Regions from separate parts of the Homo sapiens genome. Here all the other regions are linked to region 1. The links are chromatin loops, found by intact Hi-C in ENCODE. Cell type or tissue: gastrocnemius medialis. All regions are shown on one strand. Region 1 has its middle 14 kb from the start of AATBC. Region 2 overlaps AGPAT3 (1-acylglycerol-3-phosphate O-acyltransferase 3). Region 3 overlaps AGPAT3 (1-acylglycerol-3-phosphate O-acyltransferase 3).

Region 1 (8,000 bases):
CACGTTGCCTGAGGGTCACAGGCACCGCTGACACTGGGGTTCCCTCTCCACGTCCATCACCCAAAGCAGCACCAAATCCGAGATGGAAGCCGGCAGCCAGGTGACTTCTGTCTCCACGCTGCCGAGACGCCTGCTGTAGACAGCACTGCCTGTTTCAGGAGCACTGGGGAGGGCTGTGCCCTGGGTGTGCCTTCTCTTCCGAGTCAGTGTCCTCAAACTGTCACGGAGGAGGAAAAGTGGGGAGGGCTGGGGGCTTCTGCCACAACAGGGACAAGAAACCCGCGGCCAAGGAGAGCGTGAGTCTTGGCGCTGGTTTGGAAGAACACCGCGTGTGACACGCTGGCTCAGCTGGGAGCCTGAGTGTGGACTGGATATTGGGCTCCAACAGAAAGACACTGCTGTGAATTTCCTCAGTGTGGCGCCAGCACTGTGGCTTTGTGGAGAATGTTCCCGTTTGAGTAGAAGTGTGGTGATAACCTCAGTTGTGTCTGCGGGTAGAGGCCACGGGGTGTGGGGTTCTCCTGTGTGGACTCATCTGATGCCCTGGGGGGTCTGGGAGATCCGAACTATTTTCATGGCAAGACTGAGATGTTCCTCGAGATGTTTTGTTATGGGACTCACATTTGCACTGTCGATGGTACAGAAGCAATGGCAGGTAAAGCCGGGGGTGCCGGCAATTCTGACATGTGGGGACATTACGCTCAAAGAAGCCAGGCACGAGAGCCAAATGCTGTGTGACCCCACTTAGGTCCCTAGAGGAGTCTGACCCACACAGACAGCAGGTGAAGCGTAGGTGCTGGCGGGGGGTGGGGAGGGAGTGTTTCATGGGGACGGAGTTCCAGTTTGGAAAGCTGAAGCAGCTCCGGGGTGGTGAAGTTGCACAGCAATGTGGGTGCTCTTAGTGCCACCGAATGGGACCCCTAAACATGGGCAGGATGGTAAATGTGTATTTTACCACAGTGTGCTTTTAAACTGCTGGTGTCTTAGCACAAATCAAGGCCATGGCCCCAAGCTCTACTAATGGACATCGGATCCTTCATCACCAAACACCTGACGTGCTTGATGGCCTGGAAGTATCAGTTTTATCAAATCTTGACACTTGAGTACAGGTGTTTTGGGGGTGGGGGGGGGCGTTGTTTGTGGTTTCTTTGTTTTTTGAGACAAGGTCTTGCTCTTTCACCCAGGCTGGTGTGATCTCGGCTCACTGCAACCTCCACCTCCTGGGTTCAAGTGATTCTCCTGCCTCAAGCCTGGGATTACAGGCACACGCCACCATGCCCCATCTCTCCATAAAAATTCAGTAGAGCAGTTGCTAGGTTATAGGGTAGTTGTATATTTAGCTTTATAAGAAATTGCCAGATCTTGTATCAAAGGGATTGTACCATTTACACACCCACCTGCAGTGTGCAGCAGGGATTCCAGGGGCCTCCACCACAGCTAAACACCCCATCATTTTAGCTTTAGCCTTTCTGATGACATATCTCATGTGGTTTTAACTTTTATTTCCTCAGTGTCTGATGATGTCAAGCACTGTTTCGCGTGCTTATTGGCCATCTGTGTGCCATCTTTCGTGACGTGCCTGTTCAGATTGTTTGCCCATTTTTAGTTGCCTTGTTTTTCTTTTTATTGACAAATGTGTAGTTTACAAATATTTTTCTCTCAGTCTATGGCTTGTCTATTTATTTTGTAATGATGTCTCTTAATAAGCAGAACTTTTCAATTTTGATGAAGTCCAATATATCCAATTTTCTTTTATGGTTCTTGCTGTGTCCTTTCTTTTGTTCTTTTTTTGAGACAGAGTCACACTCTCTGGAGTGTAGTGGTTTCATCTCGGCTCACCGCAACCTCCACTTCCCAGGTTCAAGGGAGACTCCAGCCTCCGCCTCCCGAGTAGCTGGGATTACAGGTATGCGCCACCACGCCCAGCTAATTTTTGTATTTTTAGTAGAGACGGGGTTTCACCATGTTGGCCAGGCTGGTCTTGAGTGCCTGACTTCAGCTGATCCACCCACTTCGGCCTCCCAATGTGCTGGGATTACAGGTGTGAGCCACCATGCCCAGCCAGCCACAGCACCTGGCCTAATTTTTATATTTTTTGTAGAGTTGAGGTCTTGCTGTTGGCCCAGGCTGGTCTTGAACCACTGGGCTCAAATGATCTGCCTGCCTCAGCCTCCCAAGTAGCTGGGATTATAGGCATGAGCCACCACACCCAGCTAATTTTTGTATTTTTAGTAGAGACGGGGTTTCACCACATTGGCCAGGCTGTTCTCGAACTCTTGACCTCAAATGATCTGCCCACCTCAGCCTCCCAAAGTGCTGGGATTACAGGCGTGAGCCACCACGCCCGGTCATCACTGTATTTTTTTGTTTTGTTTTTAATAATGTTTTAAATTGAGACAGGGTCTGACTCTGTCGTGCCCAGGCTGGAGTGCAGTGGTACTATCTCAGCTCACTGCAACCTCTGCCTCCCAGGCTCAAGCCATCCTTACACCTAAGCCTCTAGAGTAGCTGAGACCACAGATGAATGCCACCACACCTGCCTAATTTTTGTATTTTTTTTTTTTTTTTGGTAGAGATGGGGTCTTGCTATGATGCCCAGGCTAGTCTCGAACTCCTGGGATCAAGCGATCTGCCCGCCTTAGCCTCCCAAAGTGCTGGGATTACAGGCATGAGTCACCGCACCCAGCCAATCACTGTAAAATTTTTTTTTTTTTTTTGAGACGGAGAACTGTTCTGTCGCCCAGGCTGGAGTGCAATGACGCGATCTTGGCTCACTGCAGCCTCTGCCTCCCAGGTTCCAGCGACTCATTCTTTCTGTCTCAGCCTCCCGCGTAGCTGGTGCCGGCTGAGCTTGCTGCGGCCCTCCCTGAACTGCTGCTCAACCGAGACCCCACCCCATACCCCCCACACCCAGATGCATCTCTCTCGGCTTAAGGGCCCTGTGATGTCCCTCCCGTGGGACAGGCTTCCCAGCTGCTTCTGCTCGCCCTGGGGAAGCCCAGGGATGCCTAGGCCTGGAGGGCTGCCTTCTCCAGAGGGCAGCTCAGGATCCGGCCCAGGGATCTGACCCTAGCAGTGGGTGGACACGGCCACCTCACACGGTCACTTCCTGGTCCCCTTCCTGGGCCACCTTGTGCTAATTTGCTGCTTCTCCTTCTCTTCTCCTCTCAGGCTTTAAGCCCCTCCCAATCCTGGACCTCAGCACCCCCAGTTCTGCCCCTCTGTGCAGCCCTAAGTTGGAGGCTGAGGGCAAATGCAGCCCTGTGCCAGGGGAGGGGCGTGGTGGGAGGGCTCCTGTCTCCTCCGGCCTCCCCACGCCCCTTCCTCAGTGTGTCCACAGCGGGTCGGCAGGGTCTGTGCTGGCGCACACAGTGAGCAAACAAGATGAGGGATGGCGGTCACGCTGCAGTCCCCTTAGCACTAGCTTCTGTGATAAAACCCTCTTCTACTAAGTGGTGTAGCCTTTCCACATGAGCGGGAACGTGCGGGACCCACCGTCCTGGCCCTGCAGTCAGAGATGTGGCGCTGGGCGCTGGATTTCCATGAGCGGGAACGTGCGGGACCCGCTGTTCTGGCCGTGCCGTCAGAGCAGACCTGGCGCCGGGTGCTGGATCATGCTCTCCTTGTGTACGGGGCTGTCGAAATTCCTCTCTTCTCGGGTTACCGTATTTGATACCTGCCTTGGCCGGGTTCTCAGCAAGCCGAGCTAGTGCGGGATCCTGCATGGGGACATCTCACTGTGGCCAAGTAAGCCAGTGGGTGGCAGGGGCCACCTCCCTGCTGGGCACCACTGGGTACTGCGGGCAGCTCACTGCTGGTGCCCCTGAGAACCCTGCCAAGAGGCCAAAGGAGCCCCTGAGCCTGGGGACAGCTGCTCCCAGGGCAGGATGGGGAGGGGTGGAGACGGCTGAACCCCCAGTTCCTGATGGACAAAGTTCTGCCCTAACCTCCAGGTGAAGCTCCGGGGGCCAGGAGGTGCAGCGCTGGGTGTGCCTTTGCCAAGCTGATCTCCCCATGGCGGGGCCTGGAGACCCAGGCTGTGAGAGGACACGTGAGAGGGACCCCCATCCCGGAGGGCAGGGCGGTCGCAGGGCCCAGGGAACTTCCGCCCAGAGGCCCCCACCCTCACCTTCTAGACCACATTCCAGGGCCCCAGACAGAGATTTCTCTGCCCAAAGACCCCAGCCGGCCTCTGGGGTCTGCATGAGCCTCTCCCAGGTCCTTCCTCCAAGGGGACCACCCCAGGCCCGAGGGGCAGCCAAGGACAGCTATTTGCTGAGGGCTGTGGTGGTGCCGGAGGGTCCTGGCTAGGAAGAGGAGGCTGCAGGCTGGGGCTGAGGCCGGAGCTCCTGACGCCATCTTCCAGAACCCAACCTAGAGCAGCCCGTTTCCGAGTTCTAACGGGCCTTCCGGGTCTTCGTGGAAATACGCGTGTCCAGTAGGAGGATGGAAAAGATCTCATGAATGGTTTGTTAGCTCATTTAGGACTTTTATGGATTTAGACATAGCCGATGGTCTGCAGCCATTGAGCCATCAGACAGTGGCACCAGCCTCCGTTCCACATGGCCCTGAAAAGCAGCTTGAGAGGCTCTTCCTGGTCTGGAGCTGGAAGAGGTGGAGCCGCACCCACCCGGACTCGATCCAGGGGCCTCTCCCCATTGGGCACGGCGCCTGCAGCGAACACGGGGCACTGTCAGGGAGGCGCTTGATAAACATCCAGGAGGAGGAGGGACCTGCACACATGGAGTGCCTGCTGTGTGCACGCTGATCCCTGCACACATGGAGTGCCTGCTGTGTGCACCCTGCTCGTGTGTCATCTCTTACTCCTCAAAACAACCCTGAAAGGTAAGCATTGTGATTCTGAGGCATTCTCATCCTCACTTTGTTGACGAGAAAACTGGGATGGATTGAATGAAAGCACTGGACAGCCCCTCACTGCTCACAGGCAGGGGCTACTCTGGCCCTTGGCTTCCTGCCCCAGGGATGGGGGTGACACTAAGCATTATGGCCAGGGTGGGGTGCAGGGCTTGGGACGAAGGCCTCCTGAAAGCAGCACAAACACGAGTGTGACTTCCATGATGACCACTTCCATACGCCAACTGCCTGCCTCAGAAAACCTCCAGGATGCACTTAAACACCTATCAATGCAAGGGGCAATGATGTGGAACATAAGTGACTTTGTCTTTGATCACTGGGAGGGCTCATCATTGCCTCTGAGCTTCAGGGGAGTGGCTGTAAACAGCTCGCTAGATACTCTGGACAGAACCACTGATGGAACGTTCCAGTTAAGACAAGATGCTGGAAGATCCAGGTTCCCTGAACTCCACACACAACCAAGCTGTCTAGAAATAGACCCAGCAGTGTGGGTGTGGAAGAGGAGACACTGGCTGGGCTGTGAGTCATCTCCAGCTCTTCAATGCCAACACTTCTAGAAACAGATATTTTGGGTTCCCTTGGAAAGCAGTTTTAAGGAGTCTGACTTGTGACACTGTTGATCCAGCGAGAATCGAGGACCCGGAAGGAAAGCGAGCCTGGCTTCCCCGTCCATCAGCGAGGGGAGAGGAGCCCCCAGCCTCGCTGATGGGACCTGGGTGTGGGGGACAGCCCCACTGCTCTCGGGAACCTTGGGAGCAGGCCAGGTCCCGGTGACAACGAAAGCTGCTGGAAGACCCAGGGCCTTTGGCTGGGGGCCTGTCTGCACAGCCACTCTAGGCTCAGCTTTGCTGTCTCACCACCGAATTAGAAAAGGAGCTGAAATGGGACGAGAACCTCCCAGGGGCAGGGTTTTGCTTTCTGAGGCCTCTGTGGGGCCACAGTTTATCCAAGATGAAGCAGAGGCCAAGGTTACCTGAGGATAGGATGGAGACCAGGGAAGAGGCCTCGGGGACATGGGGTTCACTCCCAGGCCCTGTGGTCAGCAGGCCCAGCCTAAAATCAGCCTGTGAACACCCAACCCTCAGCCGACCTCAGCCCTGACGACCCAACAGGACCTGAGGAGACCTACGAGGACTTGGGCAGGTGTCACTCCCGGCTGCTTCCATCTTGTATGGAAGAGAGCAGAGGCCGGTATACTGTGGCTGCGCCTGGGGTCCCAGCTGCTCGGGAGGCTGAGGCGGGAGGATCACCTGAGCCCGGGAGGTCGAGGCTGCAGTGAGCTATAATCGCACCACTGCACTCCAGCCTGGGCCACAGAGTGACATCCTGTCTCAAAAAAATAAGTAAATAAATAAAAAGGAGCAGAAATAGGAGCTTTGGGGCCTTGAAGATGAGTAGCCAAAGCCACCTGGGTCTGAGGCCGGGGTCCCGTGGGGCAGTGGGTCCGAGCTCCAGCTCAACCACATCTGGAGGGAAGGCCTGGACTTGCTCCTAACTTACAAGAAGCCCCTCTGAGCCGGGCACGGGGGCCCACGCCTGTGATCCCAGCTACTCGGAAGCTGAGGCTGGAGGATCACTTGAGCTCAGGAGTTTGAGTTCAGCCTGGGCAACATAGCAAGACCCCATCTTTTTTTTTTTTTTTTTTGAGATGGAGTCTCGCTCTGTTGCCCAGGCTGGAGTGCAGTGGTGCAATCTCGGCTTACTGCAAGCTCTGCCTCCCGGGTTCACACCATTCTCCTGCCTCAGCCTCCCGAGTAGCTGGGACTACAGGCGCCTGCTACCACGCCCGGCTAATTTTTTGTATGTTTAATGGAGACGGGGTTTCACCGTGTTAGCCAGGATGGTCTCAATCTCCTGACCTCGTGATCCGCCCGCCTTGGCCTCCCGAAGTGCTGGCATTACAGGCGTGAGCCACCACGCCCGGCGCAAGACCCCATCTCTTTTTTTTTTTTTAGCTTAAAACAACATGAATTTATTATCTTATAGTTCTGGAGGTGAGAAATCCAAAATCACAACTACTGGGCTGAAATCAGGGTGTCAATAGGGTTATGTTCCTTCTGGAGGCTATAGGACAGAATCAGTTTCATTGCTTTTTCTATATTCTAGAGGCTGCCTACATTCCTCAGCTCATGGCTCCATCCTTCATTTTCTTTTTTTTATTTTTTTATTTTTTTTTAGTATTTATTGATCATTCTTGGGTGTTTCTCGGAGACGGGGATTTGGCAGGGTCATAGGACAATAGTGGAGGGAAGGTCAGCAGATAAACATGTGAACAGAGGTCTCTGGTTTTCCTAGGCAGAGGACCCTGCGGCCTTCCGCAGTGTTTGTGTCCCTGGGTACTTGAGATTAGGGAGTGGTGATGACTCTTAAGGAGCATGCTGCCTTCAAGCATCTGTTTAACAAAGCACATCTTGCACCGCCCTTAATCCATTTAACCCTGAGTGGACACAGCACATGTTTCAGAGAGCACGGGGTTGGGGGTAAGGTCATAGATTAACAGCATCCCAAGGCAGAATAATTTTTCTTAGTACAGAACAAAATGGAGTCTCCTATGTCTACTTCTTTCTACACAGACACAGTAACAATCTGATTTCTCTTTCTTTTCCCCATATTTCCCCCTTTTCTTTTCGACAAAACCGCCATCGTCATCATGGCCCCTTCTCAATGAGCTGTTGGGTACACCTCCCAGACGGGGTGGTGGTCGGGCAGAGGGGCTCCTCACTTCCCAGACGGGGCGGCCAGGCAGAGGCACCCCCCACCTCCCGTATGGGGCGGCTGGCCGGGCGGGGGCTGCCCCCCACCTCCTGGACGGGGCGGCTGCCGGGCGGAGGGGCTCCTCACTTCCCAGACGGGGCAGCTGCCAGGCGGAGGGGCTCCTCACTTCTCAGACGGGGCGGCCGGGCATAGACACTCCTCACCTCCCAGACGGGGTGGCAGTCGGGCAGAGACACTCTTCAGTTCCCAGACGGGGTCGCAGCCGGGCAGAGGCGCTCCCCACATCCCAGACAGGGCGGTGGGGCAGAGGCGCTCCCCACATCCCAGACGATGGGCGGCCGGGCAGAGACACTTCTCACTTCCTAGACGGGATGGCGGCCGGGAAGAGGCGCTCCTCACTTCCCAGACTG
Region 2 (8,000 bases), 100 kb before region 1:
CAGTTGGCTATTATCAAAAAGACGAATGTAACAGGTGTTGACGAGAACGCAGAGAAAAGGCACCTGGCACGCTGTGAGGGAGAGAGAGCGTCAATCAGTGTGGCCACTACACAAACCATCTGGAGGTGCCTCCAAAAGTCAAAAATGGAACTACTGGCCCAGGGCGGTGGCTCACACCTGTAATCCCAGCACTTTGGGAGGCCAAGGCGGGTGGATCACTTGAGGTCAGGAGTTCGAGACCAGTCTGGCCAACATGGTGAAACCCCATCTCTACTAAACATACAAAATTAGCCCGGCATGGTGGCGGGCGTCTGTAATCCCAGCTACTCGGGAGGCTGAAGCAAAAGAATCGCTTGAACCCAAGAGGCGGAGCTTGCAGTGAGCCGAGACCGTGCCATCGCACTCCAGCCTGGGCGACAGAGCAAGACTCCGTCTCAAGAAAACAAAAGGAACTACCATAAGGTCCGGCAATCCCACTTCTGGGTATGTATCTAAAGGAACTGAAATCAGTGTGTCAAATAGACACCGGCACGCCCATGTTCACTGCAGCATCACCCCCAACAGCCACACGATGGAGGCAGCCCAGGTGCCCACCAACAGACGAATGGATAGCGAGCGTGCGGTGCGTAACGCCGTGTTATTATTCAGCCATAAGGAAGAAGGAAGTCCTGTCACTGGCAACATCACAGACAAACGTGGTAGACCCGACACTAAGTGGATAATCAGCCAGTCACAGAACGACAAGTCCTGCACGACCTCACTCACACGAGGAATCGGAAACGGAGGTCTCACCAGAACTGGGAGGAGCACGGTGGTTACCAGGGGCTGGGGGCTTGGGCAAGGACGGGCAGGGGAGGTGCTGATCAAAGGGAGCAGTTTCAGTTAGACTGGAGGGACGTGTTCGTGATCGGCCGCGCTGCGTGGCGACCAGTTAACAATAACGTATCATGTTTCAAAATCAGGGAAAGAATAGATTTTTAACATCCACACCACCAAAAACGATGTTGGTGAGCTGATAGCTATGTTAATTAGCTTAATTAATCTTTCTACAATGTACACATAGATCACATGGTACTCCATATACACAATCATATTTTGTCAATTATAGATAGATGACAAATAGGTAGTAGGTAGGTAGACACACACACACACACACACACACACACACACACACACACACACGAGATCCTCTTCAGGTAAAAAGCAGAACGGAAACAAAACCTCAACCTGTATGGAACATTGAGATAGCTGGAGCTTTTCATCATGCTCTTTACAGCAAACCTAGAATGTTTAGAATCATGGTTTTACTTATTTTGAAATAATGGATTTTGGCATAAGACCTCTGCCAAAATCCCCTTCTGGTGGTGTTTCTGATGAACGGGAGCTGCACTGTCTGAATACTGACGACAGTGCCGGTGGCTGGGGATGCTCAGTGTCAATCAAAGCTGAAGCACGCGGCAGTTCTCTGCCTGGGAGTCGCACTAACGGGGCCGATGTGGCGTCCTACTCCACGTCGCTCTTCGGTTTTTACCTCCACATCTCTTTTTCAAGGTTAAGAAGAACAAAGCTCATCTGAACATATCGCCCAAACAAATGTCATAGGAATATAATATCTCCTGATTATTTCCCTGGACATGAAAACTTAATGATTTATTCAAAAATATTAAAAGAGAAGAACCGAGTATGTTGATTCAATTTCCTGGAGGCCTCCTCAGAGCTACAACATAAAATAGAGTGTTTTTAGGATGTCAATAAAATCTTTCTTCAGATAAACCCCATGAAGATTCCACATTTCCTTTCTCATGCCAGTGACCGAGCGAAACTCCAGGTGTGATTAACCTCCCTCACCCCAGCAGTGGGACGTCACTAGCACCAGATGCGGGGAACGTGGGAGGTCCAGCACACAGGTGTCAGTGTGACATCATTTCTAAAAGGTCTCTGTTTCCCTCACTGACACTCCCCCTCATCCAGTGTCCGCCCTGACCCCGGGTCTGGACAAGAAAACTGACCTGGAGAGCAGTTGGGCTGTCCAGTCACGGGGCCCTCGAGAAAAGGCAATGGCAAACCCACCCCAGGGCCCCACGCTGAGTCCCTGATGAGCCTCAGACGTGCGTTCACCCCCACTCTAGAGCCCCCACAGCCCCTGCCCCAGGATCTCACGTAGTGGGGGCCATAAAAACAATCTGTAATGCGGAACAGGAACATGCAGGAAGGAAGTGGCGCCCGCCCGAGGGGACAGGGCAGCAGGCCCCTTGCGTTTGTCACCAGCAGCTTGAGGACCGCACACTGGCCTGCCGTGGGCCACCCCGGCCACCGTGAGGAGCCACCTCCTGCCACCCCAGGAGGGGACACTGGCCCTACAGCAGCCCCCTGGGAATGTGCCAGCAAGCCCTGCTTCCCTCTGCTCCCCTCAGCCCAGGTGTGCACCCCCACCTCATCCCCGCCTTCCCCTCATCCCGACAGAAACACCCACCCACCCTCACCCCGCCAGGCCTGCCCACTGTGGACACCCACAATCAGGAGCTGCAGCCTCTGAGTTCACGGGGCAGAGCTTGCTGTCCCCAAGGTCTGAGAGAGGCCCAGAGAACAGGGACAGTAAGAAAGATGATGTTGCTGAGACACACCACAGCGAGGTCCCATGGGCCACGCTGAGGTCGCACGGGCAACCCTGAGGTCACACTCAGTGGCAGGTGCTTTACACAAATGATCCCTCAGCGCTCAGCACAGCTCTGCCCCGCTAGCTCCACTGCCTCTGAAAATAATCCTGCCCAGGACCACAAAGTCACTGGCAGGCCCAGGACAGGGAACCGGGCTGCATTGGTATTGGCACCAGAGCCCCCTACCCCACCGTGCGGCGTCTCTGCCCTGAGACCTCCCACAACTGTGTCCCCGGGGGCAGGGAACCGTGGAAGGGGAACCCAACTTCTCTCTGCCTTAGACTCTCCGTGGAGTGACGGTTGATAACTCTATTCCCCACTTTCTTCAAAGACACTGTGGATTCGTGACTTCCTGAACGTGAAAACGGGGCTGGATGATGTACACAGAAGTGCCAGGACAAGGCACCCTGGGTTCCAGGAGGACAGTCACTCAAGTCCTCTCTCTCCGGCACGCCTGGGCTGTCGGTGCTCCAGAGAACGCGTCTGTCACCTGCAGCCCAGTGTCCGCTGCATTTATGAGGTTAATGAGACACTGTGAGCTCGCTGGGAGCGCCATCTCACCAACCTGTCTACCTGGATTTAGCTCGGCACTCAGCCAGGCGGGAGCTGTCCCCAGGCCAGTGACACAGGCAGGACCTCAACAGAGAGGGTCAAGGCCCAGCACTCACGGGCCCCACAGCTCCTGCCCATCCTGCCCACCCTCCAGCCTGAGGAATGTGGGCCGCGTCTTCTCCCTCCATCCCAGTAAGGAGCAGCATCCACAGGCCAAGCCTCTGCAGGTGTCCCCTGTCCTGCCACACACACTGGCTCTGGCAGGCCGTGTCCGGTTCTGCAGGGACCAGGCCTTGCCCAGGACAGCGGCGACCGGGGGAGGTGGCTTTGCTGTGGCCAGCAGGCGGCACCGTCTTGTTCTGTGTGCCAATCCCACTTGCCCTTCACATCTTTCAATAAACAAATAAGGACACACATAAAAATAGAAGTCCCACCGTGGGAAGGCTCCTGGCTTTGACTCGCTCTGGGGTCAGCACGGGCCGTGGTGGCAGAGGCTCCAGGAGTGTGTGGTGATGGCAGGGAGCGGCTGACAGAGTGTCCTTCCAATCCACATGGGGACAGGGCGCGGGTTACTATGCAAACCAAACAAAGCACACAAGCCCGCATGCGGCCCAGAGCCAGGCCCGTCTCCTGTGCTCTGGAGCCTGTCGGAACCATCTTACGCTGTTGCTGCCGCCACACGGCTGTACATGCCCTGCTTCCATGAAAGGTGGGCACACAGAGCTCCCCACCCGCATGAGGCACCCACTACGGGAGCAGTGGCCTCCTTCTGAAGGTCACAGGGGACTGGCTATCGGGGCCCCGCCACTCAGGCACCTCACAGTGAAATAACGAGAACGCACGGAGTTTTCAAAATATGGTATGTCTGGCCAGGGTGGCACACTCTGCTTCCTGAATTGTGTGGCCTCCTAAAGTCAGTCACAGTCACGTGCAGACAAGGTGGGGGTGGTGGGTACACACAGCTGAGGAACCTGCCGGAGCCACCTAGGGTGGGGCCAAGGCACAAACTCCGTAGGGCAAAAAGAGGATTGGTGTGGGGATAAATTTCAGCTCATTGTGAAACAAAATTAGACAGCGCCTCATCTGTAGTATCCGTAGGTAGCCAAACACACGCAAACACACCCTCCTCAGTAAATCCGATGACGTCTCCAGTAGCGAGTGCCCCAGCTTGAAATGCATCCCAGAAGGAAAACTCCTACATGGAAAGTGATTTCTAAACAAGATGTAGTTTCAGACGTGAAATCTGTTGGAACAATTATCACGATTACTAAAATGCGCATGTATCAGCTTGCTCTGAGTAAAAACACTTAAAACCTAAGTCAAACCTTCAGACAGAGCAGTGAACTGCATGGATCACTGCAGCCTACGGGTCGGGAGAAGCAGAGGCCTCTGTCCCCAGGCGGGAGGCACTGAACCCTCCAGAGTGCTGCTGCCCACGCTGATCTGCAGAATGTCTTGGTGAACCTTACCCTATTTCACTCCCTCGGGGTGACGGGGTGGGGAAACAGAACTCGGCTGCCCCCCGGAATGACGGGGCTTGCCACCTTGCCTGTGTGTATATTCCTTAACGCTGTGTCAGCGTTTCTGAGCAGGCATTTTCAAAACAGTGGCCGTGTCGAACTCAGGGCAGGGGTACACCTGCAGGCCCCGGAGAAGAGGGCCCCTGTGGCTGGAGTTGAAACCATCATGCCCTTGGCCTGCCTGAAACCGTCGCTTCTTATTGTGCAGCGGAGACTTCCACGTCCAGCAAGGATCACAGCTTCCGGTGGGCCGAGTGGTTATTCCGTTTCTGCTGCGTCCGGGAGCTGCGTCCGGCTGGTTCAGCTTCCCAGGGCACGGGGCAGCAGGTGCCACGTCAGCCCTGCCAGGATGCAACAGGCCCAGCTCCTTGGAGAGGGAGGGTGTGTTCTCCTCCAACACCAACAGAAAGAGTTCCAGAATTTGGGGCAAGGCGTTCTAACTTGAATTGTGTGGCCTCCTATAGGCTGGGGTACCTGTCCCCAGGCACGTCGGTCGCCCTCACCAGGCCCCTCTGCAGGCCAGGCCTGACCTGGCAGCTCTGTGGCCCCACACATTTGCTCCTCATGGAAGCCCTTACACCTTACAGATGAGGAGACTGAGGCACAGAGAGGTTCAGCAGCTTGCCCAGAGCCACACAGCCAGTCAGTAGCAGAATCAGGACTCAAAACCCAGGCCATCTCACCACAAAGTCACTGCTCCCACAGATAGGAGCCAAGGATCAAAACCCAACCAAAGTGCTTATCTCACATCTTCACTGGAAAGGAGGTTTCCCATCAGCTGAGAACACTTCAGCCTCTAGCTGGAAAGAAGCCTGCTGCAATTTAAGACGGGAAGAGCAGAGAGGTGCCGAGCACTTGACACAGAGCTTCCTTTTGCTAACTTCTAAAATCAGGTCTCAATGGACTGGGAAGAAACAAAAACTCAGCCCTCCAATCAACCTGGAGCACCAGCCCTGATAGCCTCACAGCCTGGGGGAGACAGACCCACCCAGTCCTTCAGCTGCAATAGAACATTTCAAGCAAAAAACACTCCAACTTTTAACTCTGTGGGGTTCTTTTTTAAAGATTTTGTAAATTTATAAATATATATACCTACTATGTACCCACAAAAATTAAAAATACAAGATTTTGTAAATTAATGATATTTTATAAAAGAGAGTAATACACCTTGCTGTAAAAATTTTAAACCAAGACGAGGTACATGGTCAGAAGGGAATGCTCAGCCCTCACCCCGTCTCCATCCCCAGGACTGACCACTGTTCAAATCTGGTATTGGCTGGTGGCTCATGCCTGTAATCCCAGCACTCTGGGAGGCTGAGGCAGGCAGATCAGGAGTTTGAGACTAGCCTAGGCAACATGGCAAAACCCTGTCTCTTTTTTTTTTTTTTTTTTTTTTTGAGACAGAGTCTTCCTCTGTCGCCTAGACTGGAGTGAGATGGTGCAATCTTGGCTCACTGCAACCTCCACCTCCTGGGTTCAAGCAATTCTCCGGGTTCAAGCAATTCTCCTGCCTCAGCCTCCCAAGTAGCTGGGATCACAGGTATGCTCCACCACGCCCAGCTAACTTTTTGTGTTTTTAGTAGAGACGGGGTTTTGCCAGGTTGGCCAGGCTGGTCTTGAACTCCTGACCTCAAGTGATCCACCCACCTCGGCCTCCCAAAGTGCTGGGATTACAGGCATCAGCCACTATGCCCAGCCCTCCTTTTTATTAAAAAAAAAAAAAAAAAAAAAAAAAAAAAGGCCAGCGTAGCTCACGGAAGCTACCCCAGCAGCACGACACAGAGCTCTTTTCTTAAATGCCGCAGCATGGAAACCCAGGAACGCGCCGTGGGGGCTGGGGGCTCCTCTCGTGCACGCGTGGCCCCTGAAGCTGCCTGTTCTCTGTGAGAATGAAACACCCGAGCCAACGCTGGGCCACCCCAGGGGATCCCGGATAAAATCACCCCCAGTCCTGCCACACAGATGCGCATGCCCTCCCTGCTGGACCACCCCGCTGTCCTACGTGTTACCTGACGTGGTCCCCAGAGAAACAGCTTGTTCAGCCAAGGACGGCAGAGCGAAGGCTCAGCACCCCCTTGGCGCCAGTGCGTTACTCAAGAACACTCCAGATTTCACCGCTGCTGGAGGACAGGGCTGAGGAGCTGGAGTCCATGTCCCAAGCAGGCGTCTGTGTCTCAGGCAAAAGTCTACAGATGACCTGTACCCTGGTGCTGACCCAGCGGGAGAAGGCAAGCCGCAGCCACCGTACCACTGAATGCTCCAGTGGCCACAGTAAAACACAGAGAAAAGTGGAATTAACTTTAACGATGTGTTTTACCTAATCCAACATATCCAAAATATCACAGACTTCTCCATCGGACACTGAAATCCAGTACCTATTTCCAGCTCTCAGGGCCTCACACGTGGGCCTCGCCGCTTCTCCTGGGCAGGCAGCTACATGGCGCCGGCGGCCACCACACCAGAGAGGCCAGCTCTGGGTTTGTTACTCCCAGGACATTTGCAGCAGACGAGGATTGGCCTGCCCTGACGGAGAAGGTGGAATGGACTTGGGAGTCCTGCTGTGGCACGTCCTGACAGAGCTCTGTGTGGGAATGTGGGCGCTGGAGACAGGCGCAGGCCAGATGCATGAATGTCACAGGTGCCCAAGTCAACACAGGGTTATGGGGTGCAGGGGCAACAAGCCACGGGGCTACAAGGGGTCAATGCCCCCTGAGGGGACAGAGCGGAGCTGGAGGCGCTGGGGCTGGGGCTGAGGAAGAGTCCAGCCCAGAGGGCACAGACTTGGAGACAGCATGGGGTCTGAGACCAGGACCCCAAGCTCCCGTTCTCCCTCCCCCTTTTGTCTACCCACAATGACTCAGGTGCCTCAAAGTCAGCCAGGGAAGAAAGAGAGTTCTGCTCAGGGGCAGCCCCGCTGTCCTTACCTTGTTGGACCCCGGGGGCAGGTCCCTGGCTGGAGTGTGTGAGCAGCAGGAGGTGGCAGAAGTGTGGGGCCCTGGCTTTTATCTGCTGCCCAGACTGGGAGGGGCAGGAGGGTGGGGAGGAAGAAATCTTGCTGGATCCTCTCTTGCCTGAGCAGGGAGGAGGACTCTGCCCTCTTCCCCGCATGACCCAGAGTCTCTGCAAGCCAGGACGGCAGAAGCAGCCAGCAGCATGGCTGGGAGCAACCACAGGAGGGCCCGGGACAGTGCCTACGGCCGCTCACGGCAGCTGAGCCAGCGCCAGCGAGGGGAGAGAGTCCTGCCAGGGTGGGCACCGTGGCCGTCTTCCC
Region 3 (8,000 bases), 85 kb before region 1:
TAAAAATATACAAAATAAGAAAACAGGGCTGGGGGGCAGGCGCAGTGGCTCATGCCTGTAATCCCAGCACTTTGGGAAGTTGAGGAGGGCGGACTGCTTGAGCTCAGGAGTTTGAGACCAGCCTGGCCAACATGGTAAAATCCCATCTCTACTAAAAATACAAAAATTAGCCGGGCATGGTGGCGCGCACCTGTAATCCCAGCTACTCGGGAGGCTGAGGCAGGAGAATCACTTGAACTTGGAGGTTGCAGTGAGCCAAGACTGCATCACTGCACTCCAGCCTGGGTGACAGAGGAAGACTCCATCTCAAAAAAACAAAAGAGGAAATAATCATCAAAATAAAATACATTTTTTAAAAACTCACAGAAATAATTGCATATCTCTATGCAAATAAATTTTGAAATCTAGATAAAATGGATAATTTACTAGGAGAAAAATTAATTATAAAGTGTGGCCATGGAAAAGATAGTTTAAACAGAACTATCTTTATAGAATTTTATAGAATTAAGAAAGACTTGTTTTTACAGAATTAAAATATCTGAGTACTGGGCACGGTGGCTCAGGCCTGTGATAACAGTGCTTTGGGAGGCCGAGCTGTGAGGATCACTTGAGACCAGGAGTTCGAAACCAGCCTGGGCAACATGGAAAGACCCCCATCCCTACAACAAATTTAAAAATTAGTTGGGCGTGGTGGGGCACACCAGCCACTTGGGAGGCTGAGGCAGGAGGACTGCTTGAGCCCAAGAGTTCGAGGCTGCAGTGAGCCAAGATCGCACCACTGCACTCCAGCCTGGGAAGAGATTGAGACTTCAGCTCTAAAACAAAACAAAACAAAACAAAACAAAACAAAAAAAACCTCTACATGGAATCTCATATTTTAAAAAATTTTTAAATAAAAATAATTAAAATATCTATTAAACAGTTTTTTAAAATTTACCTCTAACAAAAGTACCAAAGGCAGATGATTTCACAAGTGAATTCTACAAATCCTATAAGAATAGACTATTTTAACATTAATTAAACTTTCCCAGAACATAAAGAAGGAAGACGTCCCAATCCCTTTAATGAAGCAACACTGACATAAAATTCACAAGGAGAAAGAGTGCAGAGGGAAGGGAAGAAGGAAATTTGTCTAAATCACCATCTCAAATTGTGGCGTAAGGACCCCAGGGGGCCCCAGGCCTCGCAGGCAGGGGGGTTCCAACAGCCTTCTTCATGAGCGCATAGCCTTGTGCAGCATAATTTTCTTTATGAGCCTCAACCACGACACAGAGCAACAGGCTGCCTGCAGAGGCAGAGAGACGTCAGCCGTGGCCTCTGAGGTCAGACATCAAAGAGACTGATAAAAATAGAAAACAGGGCCACTGTCCTTACTAATTTTGGAAACTATGGGTTTTCCTTACAAAAGCTGGTTTATCCCAGGACACAGGAAAAAAAATACTTTTTTGTATGCATTGGACTTTGAAATGAATTATTAAATATTTTTTAATGTTCTCACTGTTAATTTCTTACCTAGTGTATATCAACACCATATTAGAGGTCTCTCGACCTCGGTACTCCTGGCATTTTGGATGGGATAACTCTGCTGCAGGGCCGGCTGTGCCCTGCGGGATTCAGCAGCCTCCCTGGTCTCTGTGCATTTGATGCAGGAGTGACTGTCTCCCAGCAGCTGCCAACCAAAAACATCTCCTGCCATTGCCAAATGTCCGCCAAGGGACAAAGGGAGTCACCCCAGTTAAGGACCACAATAGCCGCAACTCAAAAGCAAAATCTCTTTGGGGTCCTCAATAATTTTTTTTGAGACAGGGTCTCGCTCTGTCACCCAGGCTGGGGTGCAGTGGGGTGATCTCAACTCACTGCAACCTCCACCTTTGGGGCTCAGGTGATCCTCCCATCTCAGCCTCCCAAGTAGCTGGTACTAGAGGCGTGCACCACCATGCCTGGCTAATTTTTGTATTTTTTTATAGAGACGGGGTTTCACCATGTTGCCCAGGCTGGTCTCAAACTTCTGAGCTCACCTCGGCCTCCCAAAGTGCTGGGATTATAGGCATGAGCCACCACACCAGGCCCTCAGTAATTTTTTAAGAGTGTAAACTGCCCATAGGTTTGAGAACCACTGCTCTTCATATGACTATGAATGCAAAAATTTCTTTAAAATTTAGCAAACAGGGCTAACAGCACATTAAAAAGTCAACACATACATGATGACCATGTGGATCTGTTTCATGAATGCAAGGATGGTTTGCTATGAGGAAATTGACTAACAAAGTTCATCTGATTCCTTAACAAGAAGGCTTGACAGGCAGCACAACAAAATTCAACCCTGCTTCCCAATAAAAACACTCAGTAAAGCAGGGGCCAGTACTAAATATTACACGTCCTCAATGTCTGCCTCTCCGAGGAGAACACATTCACTGAACTTCCAGTGAGGTGCTCATTCACAGGCCACAGTCAGCATTTCACTCGCTGGGCAAACACCGGAGGCACCGCAGCAACCGTCAGGGACAAGGCAGAGTGCCCTGTAGTTAAAGGCCAGCCTCGTGCATGCACAGCGATGGAATACCCACAGTAAATAACATTTGCAAACTGACTCCAGCCAGAACTTTACCAAAACATCATGACCACATATGGTTTATCCCGGGACACAGGAATGGTTTACTATAGAAGACCAATTAACAGGACTATTGACGATAAGTGATAAAAGGAGAAAAGCAACAGGATGATTTGCATTTAGACTCAGGAAAAGCAGATGCTGAAGTCCATGGCCACGCACCACTGATTAAGAAAGAAGTAGGCATGAGGCCCCGTTCCTCAGGGCACTTCCTGCAGCCACTGGCATAGGACGAGTAAAGGAGAGAAACAAAGATTGGAAAGAACAAAGCAAGCTTTCATCATTTGGACATAACACAATCATCTGCACGGAAAATCCACAAGTTCCTGGCCATGGCCAGAGCACCCCTGGTGCCCACGGGGGCTGCCTGCCATCCTCGCTAGGTCTGCGCCATGGCCAGCGCCTTCCTCAGGAGAAATTCATCCTCACTTGGGAGAGATGAGGAAGGGAGACAAGGCCACGATAAAAGGAGACGTGGCTCACATGTGCCCCACCCTTTGCTCGCGTGCCAGGATTGCCCCATGGCCCCGGCATCGTCCTCTGCCACTCTGGCAGGCTGGACTGAAGGCACACAGTGGTCCCATCCAGCTCGGGCCCACGTGTTGCCATGGACACACCTCCTGATTCCAATTCACATGGAAGTGTTGAGATGAACACTTACGGCAATGCTCAAGCTGAGCCTGTGAGGACGACTAAGATACCTCTAGGCTCCCAGTGCCACCATGCCCATGAGTCCGTGGAGTTCCACCAGGACCCCTGACCTAATGCCAAACCAGCAGAGCAAGATGCGCTGGGGCCCAGCCTGGAAGCTCCAGGGGCAGCCTTTGCTTTGAATTACATTCACCAAGAGGTAAGGGGGTGCCAGGCAGGCAGTGTCTGAGAGAAGACACACGCACAGACACACAGCAGCCTCGTGACTAGGCATGGTCAGACGAAAGCCACCGCCCCCGTCTCTGCTGGCCTGCACTTCAGAGGACTGCAGGGGAGCTGCTAGCTAATGAACACAGATGACCCGGTCAATAAAACACGCAGAAATGTGCATGCATAGAGCCCTTTACCTGTGTTCCAATGGGAGGAACCCCGTGTGGGATGTTCCAGAGCACAGCAGCTCCAGAGTGGAAAAGGAGTCTGCAGCCCAGGCCACGGAGCACCTAGGGCCTCCTTGCCACCTTTATGAACTTATGAACGGCACCAGACAGACAGAAAGAAAGAGCAGGCAGGAGGCAAAGTCTGCCTTCCAGCGAGGCGGCATCTGGGCCAGGCGGGGTCACCCAGAGACCAGGGAGCTGTGAGGGCCAGTGTTGCAATCTTCCCAGACAGGCCTCGCTGCGTTGGCCTGGACAGGCTGCTTCTGACCCTGCCCAGCCCCTCAATATAAGAGCGCAGCTCTAGGACACTTTCCAAATCACACAAACACAGTTCAAGTCTTTAAAGCACACTCGGGTTCTAGTAGACTGATAATCAGGTAACTGTGCTCCAAAACTATCACACGGACAGTTCTTACAATGCACATGTGTGTGTGTGCCTACAGGTATCTCTTTAGAACATGCATAAAAGAGGAAGTGTTTCTTTAAATGAAGTAGATCTATGTGTAGTAAAAGTTTTCCAAGACAAATTAAAGTCAGGTTTTGCAGAGAGATGTCATGACACGTAGGTGCATTTTTGGAAACTCTGTCGGTGTATGTATGTTCTTATGTGTATTTTTTATAAACTCTAGAAGGATAAACCACAAACCGCTTACAGTGGTTCCCTCCAGGAAACGGAGTGGGATGTGGAATGGAGTAAAGAATGCAATTTTAATTATTTATTAGATTTGGCTCTGTGTTTAATTTTCATAGGCATGTATTACTTTTATAATGAAAACATAAATATCAAATGGAAAATTAACTTGTGCGCCTTAACCTCCAACCCTCCATCTCTGCGGTGGTTGGAACAGTACAGCCTTGTCCTGAACACTGATGAGATTTGTTTCTTAAGAAAAAAGCTTCCCTTGCAGAATACCTGACTTCACGAGACACAGCTTGGCAGATCAAAGTCTGAGCCCTTTGCTCTCCCCTCATATACATCACACTTCAGAGCACAAAGATAATTCCTCCTCCCACACACAGCAAAGATGTAAGAACTGCAGTGACCGGAACACCCACCTCCTCCAGTCCCCCGTGGGCATACAGCACACTTGCTTCCAGAGGGAAGGCCGGCCCTCCTCGGCCCTCCGCTCCACCTTCACCTCACTGTATTAGGACTTCACCTAATTCACTTAATTCACCTAATTAGGACTAATTCACCTGTATTCACCTAATTCACTAATTCACCTAATTCACCTGTATTAGGACTTCACCTAATTCACTTCACTGTATTAGCACTTCACCTCCTCCTTCACCTCACTGTATTAGGACCCTAGACTGCTGCTGGCAATACGCGCGGCCACAGCCGCTGGGAGACACCTGTGGCTCCACTCCCCTCCTCCAGGGCATCTGTCACCAATCTCTGCAGACCAGCACCCTCTCACGGGCGCAGGACCAGCCTGGCACAAACCTTTGGCTGCCATCAGGGCTGAACACGCACTCCCCAGAAAGAGGCCAGGAGCACAGAGGGAGGCCGTCTCCATCCCTCTCTGTCCTCTGTGTTCCTGAGATAGGTGTGAGTCACACCCTGCAGGCTCCCCTTCCTTGAGAACTCACGAACAGGGGGATCCCAGCCACGGGTCACGCTGTGGGTTTTAACCCGGAAAGAACAAGACACCACACACCTGCCTCACTTCCCCAGGATGCGTCCTAGGTCTCCTAAACTCCCAGTCCAGGGTGTCCTGGGGCACCCTGGTGCAGACCTGGGGGCTTACTCCTCACCACCACCCTCTCCATGATGAGGCCTGGGCCCCCCTCCCCACCGGGCTAGCGTTCAGATAGACCCTGCAGGACGGTGTACTAATGCTCAGGGCGGGGGCCCAGTGCTCCCTCACAGCTTCCCCCTGCAGCAGAGAACAAAGTCCCACCCAGTGGCTTCTCGGAGATCCACAGCCGGCCTGCAGGCCTGGGAGCCAGGCTCTCCTGCAACGAGGGCAGAGCAAGGAGAGACGAGACCTGAGACAAATATGATGGAACAGCACCGTCGGGATACCTTTCATTATCCAGGAAAGACTCAAGAACACTTTAAAGTCCTCTTCAAATGTGTATGAAAAGGCCGGGTACAGTGGCTCATGCCTGGAATCCCAGCACTTTGGAAGGCCAAGACAGGTGGATCACGAGGTCAGGAGATCGAGACCATCCTGGCTAACACGGTGAAACCCCATCTCTACTAAAAATACAAAAAAATTAGCCGGGCATGGTGGCAGGCGCCTGTAGTCCCAGCTACTCGGGAGGCTGAGGCAGGAGAATGGCGTGAACCCGGGAGACGGAGCTTGCGGTGAGCCGAGATCACGCCACCACACTCCGGCCTGGGCGACAGAGTGAGACCCCGTCTCAAAAAAAAAAAAAAAAAAAAATGTGTATGAAAAATGAGTGGCCCACCGCCGGCCAGTCCACTGCCTGCCGTGAAGGGGCCATGGACCGAGGGGCCTGTAGCTTCCGAGGAAGCCACACCAAGTGATGTCAGAGGATCGGCCCAATGGGGCCCTTGGAGCACCCAGACCCGGGAGGAGCCTTTCTTGAAGTTGGAAGAGTGAAGTCCCTTATCAGACAATGTTTGTTGTACAAAGAAAAAAAATAGTAAGTAAAAATTAAAATCAACGAATGAAGTCCTATTCAGGTGAGGCCCGCCTGCTCTCAGGGTTTTTCCCAGTGGCCTCTCTCTCCAGGGCAGGGCTGGCTGTGACAGGGCACGTAAGGACCCAGGAGCAAAAGACGCAGGCCAACCTCGGAGCACAGCAGGGGCATCCGGGGACCGTGTGAGCTGAGCCTGAGCCTGTACCCTCATCCAAAAAATGCAAACAACAGGGTTCGCTCCACAGGGATGGAAGGAAATGAAATGACGAGGGACTTTTGCAGCCTGGAGCTGGCAGGCCACCACGCTGACGCAGCACGGGCTTTGATCCTCGCCCTCATCAGTGAGCATCCTCTGCAATTAGCCTTTTCTTAAAGAACCCAAAGGTTTTAGAAGCTGCTGGCATTTCACAGTCCCCTGAACCTGGACACAGCCCTGAACCCGGAGCTGGAGGCCATAGGTCCTTTCTCATCCTTCTAGTGCCGCACCCACGGCTCCACTCCCCCTACCCCATGCCCTCACCTTCTGTCTATGCAAGAGCTGGGCTCCTGTGCCCATTTCACAGACAGGTCACCAAGGCCCAGGAAAGCAAATGCCTTGTTATGAATCACGGAGCGAGTCATACACACCGGGTTCCACAAGTTCCCAGCCCATGTGCTCCCCCTGATCGGGACACCTCCTTTCTGATCGAGAAGGGCCGGGGCTCAACACACAGGTCAGGTTGGCAGGTGGCCATGTGTGAACTTGGCTGGTTCCGCTCACGACAGGCATTCCTTCCCCAGAGTCCTCAGGGCTGGGGAGTGACCAGCCCCAACAAAGCTGCCAGCTCTGGATATCACCAAATTCACCCCAAGCCCTGGTATTTTGTGCTTTAGGGCACAAGTGAAGCTTGCCAAGTGCCTCATACAAGCCTTGGAAATCTCACTCCAGCTTTGGAACACACACACGTTTTTCCCACATAATTTAGGCTCTGAAGCATTCAGGTCTTCCAGCACACGGAAAGAGAAAGCGTCCCTGGGGTGCCTGAGCCAGCGCCCTCCTCCGAAGACCATCATCCCTTTGCTCTGCTATTACGGGAACATGCTTCCACGAGGGTGGGGACTACTCGGTCCCGTGGGGTCTCCAGCACACGGAGCCGTGCGACGGAGAGGGCGCGCAAACACCCGAGCAGGGGAATCGACAAACGTGTGGCTTTAACATGGTATCGGTCTGCTGGGTTTGGGGGTTTGGTTGTTGTTGCTTTTTGAGTCTGCTGTTTTGTAGAAGCCCGTATTTTTCACAGAGGGAATCAGATGAAACCGAAAACGCAAGCTCTTAGGAAGCTTATATGGAACGGTTTTTTTGTTGTTGTTGTTGTTGAGACGGAGTCTCGCTCTGTCGCCCAGGCTGGAGTGCAGTGGCGCGATCTCGGCTCACCACAAGCTCCGCCTCCCGGGTTCACGCCATTCTCCTGCCTCAGCCTCCCGAGTAGCTGGGACTACAAGTGCCCGCCACCACGCCCAGCTAATTTTTTGTATTTTTAGTAGAGATGGGGTTTCACCGTGTTAGCCAGGATGGTCTCGATCTCCTGACCTCGTGATCCGCCTGCCTCGGCCTCCCAAAGTCCTGGGATTACAGGTGTGAGCCACCGTACCTGGTATGGCACAGTTTTATGGGAAACTTTTTGTTAAAGTGTAATAGATACAGAGAA

Evidence for each region. A loop is a pair of places that touch in the nucleus more often than their neighbours do. Peaks named below come from ENCODE experiments on the same cell type or tissue, not always from the same donor. Only the 100,000 strongest peaks of a DNase experiment are listed, where the experiment ranks them.
Region 2: a loop joins it to region 1, with 2.8 times the contacts of the local background. A loop is called at or near these places in 42 of 110 quality-filtered maps.
Region 3: a loop joins it to region 1, with 2.4 times the contacts of the local background. A loop is called at or near these places in 12 of 110 quality-filtered maps.

What each region holds. Positions count from the first base shown.
Region 1 is chr21:43,822,085-43,830,084 of GRCh38, reverse strand. No RefSeq gene overlaps it. Among named protein-coding and RNA genes, the nearest start is that of AATBC, 14 kb to the right of the region's middle. In gastrocnemius medialis, a CTCF peak has its summit at 3,776 (motif pointing right); DNase peaks (open chromatin) are centred at 364, 2,744, 3,654 and 4,704; H3K4me3 peaks cover 448 bases; H3K27ac peaks cover 2,788 bases.
Region 2 is chr21:43,925,105-43,933,104 of GRCh38, reverse strand. The region is part of intron 2 of AGPAT3 (1-acylglycerol-3-phosphate O-acyltransferase 3); the gene reads right to left. Among named protein-coding and RNA genes, the nearest start is that of AGPAT3, 64 kb to the right of the region's middle. RefSeq lists enhancers at 548-1,048, 6,302-7,199, 7,200-8,000. In gastrocnemius medialis, a CTCF peak has its summit at 3,516 (motif pointing right); DNase peaks (open chromatin) are centred at 3,264, 3,654, 4,154, 5,059 and 2 weaker places; H3K4me3 peaks cover 1,177 bases; H3K27ac peaks cover 8,000 bases.
Region 3 is chr21:43,907,385-43,915,384 of GRCh38, reverse strand. The region is part of intron 2 of AGPAT3 (1-acylglycerol-3-phosphate O-acyltransferase 3); the gene reads right to left. Among named protein-coding and RNA genes, the nearest start is that of AGPAT3, 46 kb to the right of the region's middle. RefSeq lists an enhancer at 6,512-7,013. In gastrocnemius medialis, a CTCF peak has its summit at 3,921; DNase peaks (open chromatin) are centred at 3,144, 3,865 and 5,166; H3K27ac peaks cover 4,232 bases.